2 separate regions of the Homo sapiens genome follow, and region 2 is linked to region 1. A link is an interaction called in ENCODE POLR2A ChIA-PET data of the cell type or tissue named here. Cell type or tissue: K562. All regions are shown on one strand. Each heading gives the region's core, and the rest is flanking DNA. Links, peaks and the distances in the headings are about the cores only.

Region 1 (5,377 bases), core at 218-5,217:
TCCGCCTCCCAGTTTCAAGAGATTCTCCCGCTTCAGCTTCTCGAATAACTGGGATTACAGGCATACACCACCATGCCTGGCTAATTTTTGTATTTTTAGTAGAGACAGAGTTTCACCATGTTAGCCAGGCTGGTCTTGAACTCCTGACCTCAAGTGATCCACCCGCCTTGGCCTCCCAAAGTGCTGGGATTACAGGTGTGAGCCACGGTGCCTGGCCTTTATTTATTCATTTTTTTTGAGACAGGGTCTTGTCCTGCCACCTGGGCTGGAGTGCAGTAGCATGATCATAGCTCACTGCAGCGTTAACGTTCTAGGCTCAAGCAGTCAGCCTCTCAAATCACTAGGACTACAGACATGCACCGCCACCCATGGCTAATTTTTTTTTATTTGGTGATGGGGTCTCACTTTGTTGCCCAGGCTGGAGTGCAGTGGAGTGATCTTGGCCTATGAAAATGTAATACCACAGATGTACTGTGTATGGCCCTTTGGAGGGCCATAAACCATTGTAATATTGAGGATATTTTCACTCCCAAGAGCATGAATGGACTAGATCAATGGAGAGGAAAAACAGCTCAGAAACAAACTCATGTATAAATGTGTACTCTACAAAAAGATGGTGCCACAGAGCAGTGGAAAATGTTGCCTTTTTTTTTTGAGACAGCGTCTCACTCTGTTGCCCAGGCTGGAGTACAGTGGCATGATCTTGGCTCACTGCAACCCCCACTTCCCAGGTTCAAGTGATTCTCCTGCCTCCGCCTCCCGAGTAGCTGGGATTACAGGCACCCACCACGACGCCCAGCTAATTTTTGTATTTTTCTAGTAGAGATGGGGTTTTACCATGTTGGCCAGGCTGGTCTTGAACTCCTGACTTTAGGTGATCAGCCCACCTCAGCCTCCCAAAGTGTTGGGATTACAGGCGTGAGCCACTGTGCCTGGCTAAGGTTGCCTTTTTAGTAAATGGTACTGAGACAATTAGATCTTTATACAGAAAAATTTTGGACCCATACCTTTCACCATACACAAAAAATCAATTACAGGTAGATCTAAATGTAAAAGGCAGAGTAATGATAATAATCAATCAATTAAACTTTAAAAGGTAATATAATCTTGATGATTTCAATTAAGAAAAAATTTCCTAAATAGGACACAGGAAGCAATCATTATTAAAGAAAAGATCAATAGATTGAAATATATTAAAATTAAGAGTGTCTGTTCATCACAATACACCATCAAGAGACGAAAAGGCTGGGTATAGTGGTTCATGCCTGTAAACCCAGTGGTTTGGGAAGCCGAGGCAAGAGGATCACTTGAGCCCAGGAATTCAAGACCAGCCTGGGCAATACAGCAAGACCCCATCTCTACAAAACATAATAAAAAACTAGCTGGGGCTGGGCATGGTGGCTCACACCTGTAATCTCAGCACTTTGGGAGGCTGAGGTTGGTGGATCACTTGAGGCCAGGTTCAGACCAGCTTGGCCAACATAGTGAAACTTCATCTTTACTCATAATATAAAAATTAGCTGGGCGTAGTGGCACGTGCCTGTAATCCCAGCTACTTGGGAGGCTGAGGCATGAGAATCGTTGAACCTAGGAGGTGGAGGTTGCAGTGAAGCAAGATTGGGCCACTGTACCCCAGCCTGGGTCACAGATCAAGACTCTGTCTCAAAAAACAAAACAAAACAACCTAACTGGACATGTTGGAATGTGCCTGTCGTCCCAGCTACTTGGAAGATTGAGGCAGGAGGATTGCTTCAGCCCAGGAGTTCGAAGCTGCTGTAAGCTAGGATGGCACTATTGCACTCCAGCCTGGGTGACAGAGTTGGACCCTATCTATAAAAAATAAAACATAAAAGGCCAGGCGTGGTGGCTCATGCCTGTAACCCCAGCACTTTGGGAGGCCAAGGCGGGTGGATCATGAGGTCAGGGGTTCAAGACCAGCCTGACCAACATGGTGAAACCCCGTCTCTATTAAAAATACGAAAATTAGCTGGGTGTGGTGGTGGGCGCCTATAATCCCAGCTACTCAGGAGGCTGAGGCAGGAGAATTGCTTGAACCCGGGAGGTGGAGGTTGCAGTGAGTCAATATCGCGCCACTGCACTCCAACCTGGGCGACAGAGCAAGACTCAGTCTCAAAAAAATAAAAATAAAATAAAAAATAAGAAAACCAAAATATTCCTTCCTTCAGGTATTTTTAAGAAGAGAGAGGGAAAAGTTACTCCACAGGGTGGAAGATGATGTTTGCAACATATGTAACTGACAAAGGGCTGGGGCCTCCTTCAAGAGAACCTAGTGCCCAGAATGCAGGTCACAGACAGCCCAACAGGACCCTAGTGCAGCGCCCTAGTGGGGACAGCACCCCATCCCCCATACCATGAGGGCACTCATGCACATCCATGCTGCAGGATGCAGGATTCGATTCCTCTATCAGGCAACCTTGGCTTTTGAGCACCCCACTGCCTGAAAAATAAACTTTCTTTGAATTGTGCTTAGTCTAAGACTCTTCCTACCTACTAAGCCATCCTTCCTCCGTTCTCTCCTTCCCAGGGGCAGGTCTACATCTCATAGAAGACTCCCTGCCTCCTTCTGCTCCTTCTTCTTCTTCTTTTTTTTTTTTTTTTTTTGATATGGAGTCTCACTCTGTTGCCCAGGCTGGAGTGCAATGGTGCGATCTCAGCTCACTGCAACCTCTGCCTCCTGGGTTCAAGCGATTCTCCTGGCTCAGCCTCTTGAGTAGCTGGGATTACAGGCGCCCACCACCACGCCCAGCTATTTTTTGTATCTTTAGTAGAGACGGGGTTTCGCCATGTTGGCCAGGCTGGTCTCGAACTCCTGACCTCAGGTGATCCACCTGCCTCGGCCTCCCAAAGTGCTGGGATTACAGGCATGAGCCACTGTGCCCAGCCCTGCTCCTTCTTCTTTATCCCTCACAGCTGTTTCTCCCAGTAAATCTCTTGCATGTCTATCTCATCCTGTCCCAACATCTGCTTCCTGGAGGACCCACACTGACACAGACTCATTTTCAGAAGATATAAGCTACTGTTAGGAATTGACAAGAAAAAGATAACAAACAGAAAAATAGGCCTTGGACTTGAAAAGTATTTCACAACAGAGGATATCCGAATAGCTAACAAACACCTGAAAAGGTGTTCAATCTCATTAATAAACAGGGAAATGCAAATGAAAAACACTAGTGATCTCATGACACACTTCTCAGGATGCATGGAAGTAAAAGGACTAATAGCACCAGATGTTGGTGAGGATGTAGAACAACTGAAACCCACACACACTGCTGATGGGAGTACACACTAGAACGACCACTCTGGCAAGTGGTTTGAGATTATCTAGAGCTGCATGACCATGCAATTTTGCTCCTGGGTATTACTCAACAGAGATGTGTGCCCATCGGCATCAATAAACATATACCAGAATGTTCGGAGCAGCAATTTTCCTAGTTGCCCCAAAATAGAAGCAACTCAAATGTCCATTGCCAAGAGAACAGAGAAATACTCTGTAGGGTGTTCTTGCAAAGGAATAGTATACGAATTATACAAAAGAATAGATTACAGCCACATGCAACGATGGATGAAACTGTTAAACAATATTGAGGGAAAGAAACTTAGGCAAAAAGGTATGATTTTGTTTATATATAACGTACAAAACAATAGCAAAACAAGACGAGGCACAGTGGCTCACACCTGTAATCTCAGCACTTTGGGAGGCTGAGGTGGGTGGATCACTTGAGGTGGGGAGTTCAAGACCAGCCTGGCCAACATAGTAAAACGCATCTGTACTAAAAATACAAAAATTAGCTGGGCGTGGTGGCACATGCCTGTAATCCCAGCTACTTGGGAGGCTGAGGCATGAGAATCACTTGAACCTGGGAGGTGGAGTTTGCAGTGAGCTGAGATCACGCCACTGCACTCCAGCCTGGGCAACAGAGTGAGACTCCATCTCAAAAAAAAAAAAAAAACAAACCACAAAACAAACAAACAAAAAACCCACCAAAACAAAACTGCAGTATTTAGGGATGTGGGCTTAGGTAGTAAAATGATTAAAAAAGAAAAAAGCAAAGAAGTGTTTATCATAAAAGCACTTGCCTTTGGGGCAGAAGGAGTGTGGAGTAATAAAGTGAAAGCTGGTGGGGGAGAAGAGTGGGCTGGCAATATTCTTTTTTTTTTTTTTTGAGACAGGGTTTCACTGTGTCACCCAGGCTGTGGTGCAGTGGTGTGATCACAGCTCACTGCAGACTCTACCTCCTGGGCTAAAGCAATCCTCCCAATTCAGCCTCCTGCGTAGCTGGGACTACAGGCGCATGCCATCATACCCAGCTAATTTGTAATTTTTTTGTAGAGATCGGGTCTCCCTATGTTGTTCAGGCTGGTCCGACCTCTGCCTCCCAAATCCCTGTTGGGATTACAGGTGTGAGCCCACACCCAGTCAATATTCTTCTTTTTTTTTTTTTTTAAGAGACAGAGTCTGTCTCTGTCACCCAGGCTGGAGTGCAGTGGCGCAATCTCGGCTCACCGCAACCTCTGCCTCCCGGGTTCAAGCAATTCTCCTGCCTCAGCCTCCCGAGTAGCTGGGACTACATACAGGTGCATACTGCCACGCCCGGCTAATTTTTTTTTTTTTTTTTTTTTTTTTTGTATTTTAGCAGAGACGGGGTTTCACCATGTTGCCCAGGCTGGTCTCCAACTCCTGAGCTCAGGCAATCCACCCGCCTCAGCCTCCCAAAGTGCTAGGACTACAGGTGTGAACCACTGCACCTGGCCAATATTCTCTGTCTTGACCCAGCTGGTGTTTGCTCAGCTGTTCCCTTTGAGATAAATTAATGTGTACTTTTCTTTATATACATTAATATGTCCCAATAAAAAATATTTTGAAAATCTTTTCCCATAGTCACTGTCACCAACCTGCCCAGTGTCAAAGCTGGACTTAGATCATAATGATCCCCAAAGAAGTTTAAATCCAAGACCATTTTCAGCAGACATTAGCACATTTGAGTGCTACAATAGGCTAGGAACGGGGGCCCATGGAGACCAGGCTCTGGCCTCAGGCAGCTGTCAATGCTAACAGGGTCTTTGCAGGTGTGATTAATTTGAGGATCTTGAGATGGGGAGATTATTCTGGACTAGCTGGGCAGGCCCTGAATGCAATCACAAGTAACCTTACAAGGGGGAGGTAGAGGGAGACTTGATCCCACACAGGCAGGAAAAGGTGAGGCACACAGAGCCAAAGATGGCACCAGAAGCCAGAGGAGGCGAGGGACAGTCTCCCCTACAGCGTCCAGAGGGGCACGGCCCTGCTGACACCTCCATTTCAGCCCCGCAGGACTGATTTCAGACTTGTGGCCTCCAGAACAGTGGGTGAACACAT
Region 2 (5,377 bases), core at 241-5,240, 770 kb before region 1:
TCCACTTCCCAATCACAACAGCAAACCTAACAGATTATATCAAGACTTGGTAAAGACAGGGGAAATAGAAACTTCCAGACACTGTTATTTAGAATACAAGTTGTTCCAAACACTTGACAAAATCAAGTAGAAATGTATATGTCCTATGGCCCACATTTACAGCCCCTCAACAAACTCCTACATGTGTGGCTGAGGAGGACATATATACAAGGATATTCAATACAGCATTGCTTGCAAAAAAGAGTGAAAACCAAATATCCAAAAAAAGAGTAAAAACCAGAAAAAAGTGGAAAAGTAAAAGGTGGTCACATTCACATGATAGAATATTATAGAGTCATTAAAATAAATGAAATAGAACTGTGTGTGTGTGTGCATGTGTGTGTGTGTATAGTGACAGATCTCAAAATATAATATTAAAAGCAAATAGAACTGCACATTGATACGTACAGTATCATACTGATATGCTTTGGCTGTGTCCCCACTCAAATCTCAACTTGAATTGTATCTCCCAGAACTCCCATGTGTTGTGGGAGGGACCCAGGGGGAGGTAATTGAATCATGGGATCCGGTCTTTCCTGTGCTATTCTTGTGATAGTGAGTAAGTCTCATGAGATTTCATGGGTTTACTGGGGGCTTCTGCTTTTGCTTCTTCCTCATTTTCTCTTGCTGCTGCCACGTAAGAAGTGCCTTTCGCCTCCTGCTATGATTCTGAGGCCTCCCCAGCCATGTGGAACTGTAAGTTCAATGAAATCTCTTTTTCTTCCCAGTCTTGGGTATGTCTTTATCAGCAGTGTGAAAATGAACTAATACAGTAAATTGGTACCAGTAGAGTGGGGTGTTGCTGAAAAGATACCTGAAAATGTGGAAGCAACTTTGGAACTGGGTAATAGGCAGAGGCTGGAACAGTTTGGAGGGCTCAGAAGAAGACAGGAAAATGTGGGAAAGTTTAGAACTTTCTAGAGACTTGTTGAATGGCTTTGCCCAAAATGCCGATAGTGATATGAACAATAAGGTCCACGCTGAGGTGGTCTCAGATGGAGATAAGGAACTTCTTGGGAACTGGAGTAAAGGTGACTCCTGTTATGTTTTAGCAAAGAGACTGGCAGAATTTTGGCCCTGCCTGAGAGATTTGTGGAACTTTGAACTTGAGAAAGATAACTTAGGGTATCTGGTGGAAGAAATTTCTAAGCAGCAAAGCATTCAAGAGGTGACTTGGGTACTGCTAAAGGCATTCAGTTTTATGAGGAAAGCAGAGCATAAAAGTTTGGAAAATTTGCAGCCTAACTATGCGATAGAAAAGAAAAACCCATTTTCTGGGGAGAAATTCAAGCCAGCTGCAGAAATGTGCATAAACAGCAAAGAGCCTAATGTTAATCCACAAGACCATGGGGAAAATGTCTCCAGGCCATGTCAGAGATCTTCATGGCAGCCCCTCCCATCACAGGCCTGGAGGCCCAAGAAGAAAAAGTGGTTTCATGGGCCAGGCCCAGGGTCCCCGTGCTGTGTGCAGCCTAGGGACTTGGTGCCCTGTGTCCCAGCCACTCCAGCTGTGGTTGATGTACAGGTTGGGTGTGGCTTCAGTGGGTGGAAGCCCCAAGCCTTGGCAGCTTCCACGTGGTGTTGAGCCTGTGGGTGCACAGACATCAAGAATTGAGGTTGGGGAACCTGCACCTAGACTTCAGAAGATGTGTGGAAATGCCTGGATGCCCAGGCAAAAGTTTGCTGCAGGGGTGGGGCCCTCATGGAGAACCTCTGCTAGGGCAGTGTGTAAGGGAAATGTGGGGTCAGAGACCCCATACAGAGTCTCTACTGGGGCACGCCTAGTGGAGCTGTGAGAAGAGGGCCACCATCCTCCAGAACCCAGAATAGTAGATCCACCGACAGCTTGCATCGTGCACCTAGAAAAGCTGCAGACACTAAACACCAGCCCAGGAAAGCTGCTGGTGGGGAGGCTGTAACCTGCAAAGCCACAGGGGCGGAGCTTCCCAAATCCATGGGAACCCACCTCTAGCATCAACATGACCTGGATGTGAGACATGGAGTCAAAGGAGATCATTTTGGAGCTTTAACATTTGACTGCCCTGCTGGATTTCAGACTTGGGTGGACCCTGTAGCCCTTGTTTTGGCCAATTTCTCCCATTTGAAATGGCTGTTTTTAGCCAATACTTGTATCCCATTGTATCTAGGAAGTAACTAGCTTGCTTTTGATTTTACAGGCTCATAGGCAGAAGAGACTTGTGTTGTCTCAGATGAGACTTTGGGCTGTGGACTTTTGGGTAATTGCTGAAATAAGACTTTGGGGGACTGCTGGGAAGGCATGATTGGTTTTGAAATGTGAGGACATGAGATTTGAAGAGGCCAGGGGTGGAATGATATGGTTTGGCTGTGTCCCCACCCAAATCTCAACTTGAATTGTATCTCCCAGAACTCCCAGGTGTTATGAGAGGGCCCCAGGGGGAGGTAATTGAATCATGGGGTCTGGTCTTTCCCATGCTATTCTTGTGATAGTGAATATGTCTCACGAGATCTGATGGGTTTATCAGGGGGTTCTGCTTTTGCTTCTCCCTCATTTTTTCTTGTTGCTGCCAAGTAAGAAGTATATGAGGTGGCCTGAGGCCAGCCTACAAGGCCCGGAATGGCAATATGAGGAGTCTGCACCTCACTCAACAGGAAACAGAAGTACTTTGAGGGCCAGAACTGGGCAGGGTCCTGCAGGGGGCCCTTGGAACTGGCAGCAGGGCATTCAGGGAAGGACCTGGGCTGGGGCTGTTGTGCTTGTCCAGGCACCAGAGTTGGGGCCTGAGTATGGCTGCAGACATGGGTAGGGTGGATGCACAGGAGCCCATCCAGTCTACTCTTGGCTTCCAGGTCCCCTTGAAGTTGACTGCTCCTTGCAGGAATGGGCTCGGCCTAGGCCTCCCTGCACACTGTGCTTGCCCTTCTCCTGCAGCACAGTCCAACAGCCACTCTCACTTCCCAAACATAAGAGCTAAGAGATGGCAAGTGGGTACCCCCTGGGACCCCAGGCATCCAGACAGAGTGAGTGGAGAGGAGCAACTCGTGCTGATGGAGTCACCTGACCCTGGAAGGGCTGCCCAACTCCTCTGCATAAGCACATTATTCCCATGACTCCAGGGGTCCCTTAGGTTTTGCATTCAGGGCCTCTCTGAAATCAGAAGCCAGCACACAGGAGCAGAGAGAGATAAGACAGACAGCTGTCTCTTATCTAGTTTTGCAAGGCCTCAGGTTGCCACTCCATTCACTGTGGTGAACAGAACTGGTGCTGCACGAGCCTGGCCAGGAAGTCTTCTCAGGGGAACTCAGGATCCCAAAAGCGCAGCCAAGAGCAGGGATGGTTTAGCAGAAGGGCTGGAGGCAGAGGATGCTAGGGCCACCGCCTCATAGGAGAAGCAGGCTGCAGGGGCAGGGCTTGACTGGAGGATGGGCAGAGGAGTTGGAGGTAAGCAGAGACCATGGCCAGAGTGGAACAATTAGATAGAGGGCATGGGCAGCTAACATTGGAGAAATTTCCATTTTCCTACATTTTTTCCTGCTTACAGAAGATGGAATACATTAAGATTTTTAAAATAAAAATAAATATCAAATCATAAGATGCCTCCCCCCTGGGAATTAGGACTTCAAAACGCACATCGCAGAGATGTTTATGGAATAAAGTGGCAGATATGAAACCACCAAAGCAAGTGATGTCTAAGTACTGAAACAGACTGAAGTAAACACCTAAAAATGAAGACCACTGGCTGGGCACAGTGGCTCACGCCTGTAATCCCAGCACTTTGGGAGGCTGAGCTGGGTGGATCACCTAAGGTCAGAAGATCGAGACCATCCTGGCTAACATGGTGAAACCCCATCTCTACTACAAATACAAAAAATTAGTCGGGTGTGGTGGCAAGCGCCTGTAGTCGCAGCTATTCGGGAGGCTGGGGCAAGAGCTTGGCAACGAGCCAAGATCGCCCCACTGCACTCCAGCCTGGGCGACAGAGTGAGACTCTGTCTCAAAAAAAAAAAAAAAAGACCGCTGCATGGAGAGTCCCCATTCCTTCCCATCTCTCAACCCAAGTTGTAGCAGCTCCCAGTTAGCTCCTGGAACATCTGCCTTGGTGCTTTTTTCTGCTGGACCAGCCACCCCCACCTCTCCCTTCCCCAGGTACATGGCCTATCTCCCCCTCCACACCCTGACGGTCCTTATCTAACCTCTGGTGTCTCTGCTGATCTTGGTCACTCCCTGCAGACCTGGAGCCCTCTGCCTGTCCTCTCTCTATAGCTACTTGGTGCTTCTTTCCCAGTAGGGCTCTGCCTCTCTCTGTTGCCTAGGTGATAGAAGAACTGGGCCAGAATTCAGAAAATCCAGCTCAATTTAAAATATGGGAATTTACTATATAGTAATAGTGGCATCTCAAATCAGTAAGGGAAATGATGGTTTATTTAATAAATGATATTCAGTAAACTGGATAGCCCTCTGGGAAAAATAAGATAAAATTGAAGGCACACCTTGCACCTTAAACCAGGGTAAATTCCCAATGGATCAAATATTTGTTTGGAAAAATTTAAGTCACAAAGCATTGGAAGAAAACAGGATTAAAACCTTTTTATAGCCCAAAAGAAAGAAAGCCTTTGTAACTATAACCCAAAATCCAAAAAAGAAAATACTGATAAATTTGAATACGTAAAAATACAAAATTTCACATAGCAAAACCTACCATAAGCAAAATCAAAAAACAAACTAAGAGGAGTACTTGCAACTCACATCACAAAGAACTCATTTGCTGCAAAGATTAAAAAAGCACCTACAACTGATAAGAAAAAGATCAACCAATACAATTTAAAAATGAGCAAAAGATATGAACAGAAAGTTCATGAAAATACAAATGTTACTTAAACATATGAAAAGATACTCAAGAGCACTCAAAATAAGACAGCTACAGATTAAATCTACACTGAATGCCATTTGTAACTATCATTCTGGCCAAGGCCCGGAAGCAAGGTTGATGGCAGTGGTGAGATGTGGAGAACCAGACACTGTCGTGAGTGGCCGTTGGAGTGTAAATTTCATAAATTTGTTCAGCCTCTCTAGAGGGCAATCCATCAGGATCTCTCAAAATTACAAAGCCTCAATTTGACCCAGAAATTCCACAGTTAGTAATTTCTCCAAGAGATGTTTCACAGGTGTGAAATGACAGATGTACAAGGTTATTCATTGCCACTTTGCTCATAAGAGCAACCTAAATTTCCATCAATAGGAGAATGAATAAATTATGGTACATGCATGCAATGGAAGGCAATACAGCCACTTAAAAATAGACAAGACGCTTTAGAAACTGATATGGAAAGCCTTACCAGATAAACTAAATGAAAATAA

What was found. ChIA-PET counts read pairs that join two places held together with the same protein. Peaks named below come from ENCODE experiments on the same cell type or tissue, not always from the same donor. Only the 100,000 strongest peaks of a DNase experiment are listed, where the experiment ranks them.
Region 2: POLR2A ChIA-PET joins it to region 1 with 5 read pairs; 1 of 35 experiments calls an interaction of 5 or more read pairs at or near these places.

The regions. Positions count from the first base shown.
Region 1 is chr7:140,417,666-140,423,042 of GRCh38, reverse strand. The region is part of intron 3 of RAB19 (RAB19, member RAS oncogene family); the gene reads right to left. Among named protein-coding and RNA genes, the nearest start is that of RAB19, 16 kb to the right of the region's middle. In K562, for the core only: no CTCF peak of the experiment used is centred there; a DNase peak (open chromatin) is centred at 3,332; H3K27me3 peaks cover 2,560 bases.
Region 2 is chr7:141,191,145-141,196,521 of GRCh38, reverse strand. All of the region lies in intron 1 of TMEM178B (transmembrane protein 178B), which reads right to left. Among named protein-coding and RNA genes, the nearest start is that of TMEM178B, 120 kb to the right of the region's middle. In K562, for the core only: no CTCF peak of the experiment used is centred there; a DNase peak (open chromatin) is centred at 3,221.